Linked DNA regions of Homo sapiens: region 1 is linked to region 2. The links are chromatin contacts, found by Hi-C in ENCODE. All regions are on one chromosome and are shown on one strand. Each heading gives the region's core, a stretch centred on a gene start or an enhancer-like site at or near the end of the contact. The rest is flanking DNA. Distances are from core to core; before and after follow the strand shown. Region 1 holds the start of DNAJC10 (DnaJ heat shock protein family (Hsp40) member C10). Region 2 has its middle 210 kb from the start of EPCART.

Region 1 (3,416 bases), core at 798-3,297, 2.4 Mb before region 2:
AACGTTTACCTACCGGGTTTTTATCAGGATGTAACTTCAATGCCAATTTCTTGAAAGCTTGTCTTATTTCTCTACTGCTTGCAGTTTTGGACACTCCAAGTAAACTGTAAAAATCCTGATCTGTGCCCACTAAAATGGCCATATACACTATCAGAAAACAGAGAATGATCCTTTTCAAGTCTCTGATATAGTCATCTTTATTTAACCAGACTCCCATTCTCTTTCTTATGCAAGTTCTGATTTAAGTGAACATTAAGATTCACTGCTGGTTCCAGTTGATGTAATATGCAAATTTGAGAACTTCTGTCTACATTACTTCAAGGGTGAATCAAGCATCACAAATCTGTCCCCAAAAATATTAATCTAAGAAAGAAAAGCAGGCAGTTAAAATACATTTTGAACTAAACAATAATAGCACAATTTATTTATCACAGAACATGGTCAGCAATACAATCTCCATTAAATGGCAAATCAGTGTGAATGCCCCAGGTTCTATTTTTCACTCTTTCTACATCCATGTAGCTAGATTTGTGAAATCACTGAAGATAGCAGAAAAAAGGTCATGAGTGGTAGTAAGTAGCTTGCACACACACCCTCAGCAATTTATACACTGAGAAAAGACCTCTGACGAGCATCAGAACACAAAGGTGGCAATGAGCTACAGGTGCTTCCTCTTTCTACCCAGTTATAGCGTTGCCTGTAATACCTCTTCCTTTTAGCTACTTCTTTACCTCCTAAAGCTGTCTAATTTTCATTTTCAGCAGAATTCACTTGTAGGAAATGTCCTTGGGAGGGACTAGAAGGAAACATAGGGTTTTTTACTTCTCATATAACCCTACCAGAAATGACAGTGAAATATATTGTTATAATAGACAATCTACACAGCAGTCGATCTTCTTCCCGGAGTTTCCTCAGAAGGTGCTTATACTGAATTTAAGTAGAGGCCATTTTTTAAAAATAGTAGAAAAACAATTGTAAGTTACCAGTGTAATTTTATTGCAAAGTTCATGTTTGGTGTAAGTAGAAACAAAACACAAAAAGAGAAGGGAATCGGTTATTTAGACATACTCTCTGCAGGGCAAAAACAATCATTACTTCATCATATCACATTTCAACCACTATATTTTAGTTCCAAAGAGATCGTAATGCTTTGAAAAATCTAACGCTCCTCGCACCTCATTTCTGTTTTTCATTTAATCCTAAATGTATATTTAAAAATTTTTCTCTTTACCTGTGAATGGTCTTCAGCTCATTTCTAATACTTCCTTTTCATTCCACAAAAATATACCTTTGAAAAATATAATGATGTAGAGATTAACAAGTATCCAAACAAGAAAACAACCATCAGAAAAAGAGAGGGCATAGTCTCAATCAACACTTTGGGATAAGATGTTTCTCGCCCAGGGGTTGTTCTCAGCGTGGGTGTGGCCGAACTGCCCGTGGCCCGAGCTACCGGGCAGGTGGAAGCGCCAGGTAAATGCAAGGCGCAAGCTTTCGCATTGCCATCACTGCAGAGTGGGAGAGGGGAGAGGGGTAAAGATGAAGACACGGGGGAACAGGGCTGTTAAGTGTTGCTGGTGTCTGAAGTCTCAGGTCGGACTTAGGGAGAAAGTGTAAGTAACTGAGAGGGAATCGCTGGGCAGAGGAAGGGTGGTGTGAATAACAGGGAGGAGGAAGGTGGGGAGCGAGAACACAATATCCAGGTCTTAAGAGCGCACAGGAAGGGAGGTTCAGGCGCTCAGCCATTCCGCCCCTCCCTGACCGGAGGGCCCAGGCCACCACCGGCTCCAGCAAAGCCCTAGCCCCGGGCCCATGCCCACCTTGCCATCGCGGGGTCGCTTCCTGTAGCTACTCCCCCATCCTCAAACCCTGGCGGCGGACCCCGCCTGGCCGAGCCCAAGCACCGCGTGCAGGAGAGAAGCACACGCACTCTCCGACGGCCCAGCCGCGGCGCACGGGATTGGTGAGGTGCAGCCACACCGGCGACTACCAGCGCGCGGCCGGTACCGGTAGGTTCCTCACGCGCCGGTCTCCACGGCGAGCCGGGGCGGGGCCTGGCGCGGAGCATTGTGGGAAAGGCGTGGAGGACGCTGCCTGGGGAGACCCGCTGCGGGCCCAGCGGGCGCTGCGGCGGTGGGGTGGAGAGGGCGGTGTAGGTTTAGGTTGACGTGGCGGTGTGCGCGGGATCCGGCTCCGGCTCCGGCTCCAACCCGGAGCTGAGGGAACTGCCCTGGCCAAGCAGCCCGCGCCCCCTCACCAATGCGGCCGGCGCCTGCCGCGGGCGGGGAGGGTGGATGGCGAAGCCCGCCTCTTCCTGCTTCCGTTGCCAGGGTGACGGGGAAACCCAGAGGGTGGGTTTTGGGGTTGAGTTCCCTGAGAGTCTTTTAAAGGGAAGACGGAGCTTTGGAGGATTTGTCTGGGTGATGGGTGGGTGAGACCGAAAGGCGAAATTTGGCGGAGAAAGGAGAAGTTGCCTGAAGCGACACTGATTGCAGTATCAGGCTAGCGGACTGAAGAGGCAGTAGGAAACTTGAAGGAAATTAAAACATTTACAATTTTGTGTAAGCGTGTGTATCAACAAGCATTTGAGACTTCTACAATATTTTCTGGATTCTGAGTCATACAAGCTAGAAACTGGGGAGTTATCGTTGTTCTCTCTTACCTTGATCTCCTACTGCTATGGTACAGGAACTGCATTTTGTCCCACAGCAATATAACAATTGAAGTGGTTATATTTACTACATTTTCTATATTTAAAAGAGAAAACCGAGCCTAGAGGATACCTGCTTATAACATCAACCCTAACATGAAATAAGTTGTGATTGGTAACAGTTTCGGGGAGTAAATCAAGTGTCAGCTTCTAAAAACTTGGAAAACTACACAGGATCTATGGCTAAGCTAATACTTGGTAGGAAAGAAGAGGAAGTAGAATGAACAAAGGCAAACATTAGAAGCAGCCTGATGTAATAGTAGTTAATATGTCTCAGGAACTGGTCTAAGCACACATGTAGTAACTCATTTAGTCCTCCAAATAATCTTACAAGATAGTGGCTCCTATATCTATTTCCCATTTGAGGAAACTGAGGCAAATATTTGAGAGCTAGGATTCACATCTAAGCAACCTGGCTTCAGAGACTATGATGTTAAGCATTATGACACAGTGTGTAACCATTTTGTTACACACTGTAACAAAATCTTAAAGTAAATTGAAAAACAAACAGAAAACTGGAAGATGAAGCAGGGACCAGATCACAGACAGGTTTTTATACCAAGATGAAGACATAGATTTCTATCTCTTAGGTGATGAGGAAGCTTTTAAAAAAGAGACTGAGATTGTATTTTAGATCATCCTGGCAGCTATTGGAGAGAGGATGCAAAGCATACAAAACTGGAGAAAGAACAGGAGAATGTTAGAC
Region 2 (2,974 bases), core at 58-2,557:
AGCTTAGAGTGATAAAGGGATTTGGGAAAATACAATTAAGCATAATCTAAGGCAGTTTGCTAAACACCAATGAAATGGTACTAGTAAAAGTACACCAAGAATTCTAAGTCTTCTGGATGTGAAGGTTTACAGTTTTAATGAAAATGGAGAGATAATTTGAAAAGTAATTCTAAAACCTCTGATCTAAAGTATCTAATACTCTAAGGCTATCTTTTTCTCTAGTATCCAACTCAGCCATAATTCAAGTTCAAATTCTATGTGACTGTAAGATGCCCATTTTCTCTTCATAGCCATCCTTGTCAGATGTCTTGCTTCAGATAAGTGCTTCTGGGAAATCCCCAACTCCCATCATCTCTGGCCATCCTGTTGCTTCTCAGTGAAGCTACTGCTCACTTGAATTCACCTTGGTTCCAATGCCTATACATAGGTCACCCACCTCTTTAGGCTCCCAGGCATATGTAGACAATAAGATGTAGGGATTAAAACTAAGTGGAAGGAAATCTTAAAACTAGATATCAGGTAACAGTACCACAAAACTAAAGATCCCAAGTATCTCTTGATAATGTCCTTAAACAGAAAATTTCATAAGACCCATCTGTCTTCTTCATTCCTGACATGCTAGTCTTTGTACCACTACTCTCCACCAACCGACTTGAGTTTCCCTTATTTCTGTGCTTTTTCTTAAGATCCAGCTTCCCAGTCAGTTTCTAGGTCTTACCACAGAAAGATAAAAATAAACTAATATTAAACTATTTTCCCATTATGAAATAAATTATATTTTATGTAACTGAATACATTATTTAACAGTCGCATCTGTTTTTGGAATCACTAATTTTAGATTTCAAAAGCTGTGGGTAGGACTACATAACTATAAATCTCACTAAAGAGTCTCCCTTAAAGATATAATTTAGCTTTTGCTCTAAAATTCAGAAACTGAGCTGACATGGTGGCTTGCACCTGTAACTTCAACTACTTGGGAGTTGGAATTAAGTAATCCTCCCACCCTGAGGTGTTCGAGACCAGCCTAGGCAACATGGCAAGACCCTGTCTCTAATGACAAAATAAAATAAAATTCAGGAACTGTTGTAATTTTAGAAATATAATTTTTCCTTATTTAAGAAATAGAAATGGTAGCGGTGTTGCTGATGGAAATTTATGCTTTGAAACATCCGTTGAGCTCTCAGTATCTCTTATCAACTATTTTACTGGTTTTTAGTCATCTTTCTGTTCACTTCCTTTTTTCTCTGTTTTTCAATGTCACTTTTGACTCTCTCATACATGCACCCATTCTCACTTCCTCAAAATCTTGATTCCACCTGCCTCATAGATTTTCAAGCTTTTCTAACAATAATCTCCTCTCTCTCTCTCTTTACCTTCTTTCCCCATCCCTTCTTCTTTCTCCTCTCTTGCCTTTCTGTTACTGCCTCTATCATTTCCCATCATTTGGTCTATCGACATTTTCAAGTTTCTACAAATTTAACATGATTCTCGGACTCTGTATCCATCACTTATTCCTATAAAAGTTGTCTCTTTTCTTTACAACCAAACTTTCTGAAAATTGTGGTTTTTGTTTGTCTGATAATAGCATTTCCCTCTGCCTCTTAAATAATAGATTAGCACAATATGGAATTATAGATTGGCATTTTTTCTTTTCTTTTTTTACTTTAATTTTGGGTACATGGTCTATATATTTATAGGGTAAATAAGATGTTTTGAAGTGGACATGCAATGCATAATAATCACATAATGTAAAATGGGGTTTCTGTACCCTCAAGCATTTATCTTTTGTGTTTAAAACAATCCAATTATACACTTCTAGTTATTTTTAAATGTATAATTAAATTATTATTCACAATAGTCACCCTGCTGCACTCTCATCAAATACTAGGTTTTAGTCATTCTTTCTAATTATTTTTTGGTACTCACTAACCATCTCCATTTCCACCCCCCACCTGTCACCCACTACCTTCTCAGACACTGGTAACCACCATTCCATTCTCTATAAGTTCAATTGTTCTGATTTTCAGATTCCACAAACAAGTGAGAACATGCGATGTTTGTCTTTCTGTTACTGGCTTATTTTACTTAATATAATAACCTCCAATTCCATTCGTGTTGTTGCAAATAACAGAATCTAATTATTTTTATGGCTAAATAGTACTCCATTGTGTATAAGTACCATATTTTCTTTATCCATTCATCTGTTGATAGACACTTAGGTTGCATTCAAATTTTGGCTATTGTGAACAGTGCTGCAACAAACATGGAAGTGCTGCTGATTTCCATTCTTTTGGGTATATACCCAGTAGTAGGATTACTGAATCATATGGTAGCTCTATATTTAGTTTTTTAGTAACCTCCACACTGAAGGTTCTCCACAGTTGCTGTACTAATTTACATTCCTACCAACAGTGTACCAGAATTCCTTTTCTTCTACATCCTCACCAGCATTTGTTATTGCTTGACTCTTAGGTAAAAGCCATTTTGACCCAGGTGAGATGATATTTCATTGTAGTTTTGATTTACATTTCTCCAATGATCAACTGTGTTGAGCACCTTTTAGTATGCCTGTTTGCCGTTTGTTTGTCTTCTTTTGAGAAATGTCTATGCAAGTCTTTTGCGCATTTTTTCATTAGATTATTAGAATTTATTCCTACAGGGTTTTTGAGCTCTTTATATATTCTGGTTATTAATTCCTTGTCAAATGGGTAGTTTGCACATATTTTCTTCCATTCTGTGGATTGTCTCTTCACTTTGTTGGTTGTTTTGCTGTGCAGAAGCTTTTTCACTTGATGTGATCCCATTTGTCCATTTTTGCTTTGGTTGCCTGTGCTTGTTGGGTATTACTCAAGAAAGTTTGGTCCAGATCAATGTCTTGGAGGTTTTCCCCAGTATTTTCTTATAGTATTTTCATAGTTTGAGGTCTTAGATTTATCTTTAGTCAATTTTCATTTGATTTTTTTGTATAAGATAA

What was found. Hi-C counts contacts between places; a loop is a spot of excess contacts on that map. Pooled maps may share reads with other maps.
Region 1: a loop to region 2 is called in a map with no recorded cell type, with 6 times the contacts of the local background. The contact joins the promoter of DNAJC10 here to the enhancer-like site in region 2. A Hi-C loop is called at or near these places in 2 of 37 single-sample maps with no recorded cell type and 2 of 50 pooled maps.

What each region holds. Positions count from the first base shown.
Region 1 is chr2:182,714,888-182,718,303 of GRCh38, reverse strand. It overlaps DNAJC10 (DnaJ heat shock protein family (Hsp40) member C10), which reads right to left and starts at 2,047. Exons shown (of 24, transcript NM_018981.4): 1 at 1,821-2,047; 2 at 1,232-1,288; 3 at 14-363. The coding sequence starts at 217. It also overlaps a transcript of PDE1A not described here. RefSeq lists a silencer at 1,655-1,814 and enhancers at 1,376-1,980, 2,325-2,394, 2,415-2,564.
Region 2 is chr2:180,333,009-180,335,982 of GRCh38, reverse strand. No RefSeq gene overlaps it. Among named protein-coding and RNA genes, the nearest start is that of EPCART, 210 kb to the right of the region's middle. Within about 2 kb of position 1,307, at least 2 of the 41 ENCODE cell types and tissues checked have a DNase peak (open chromatin) inside an H3K27ac peak, as active enhancers do.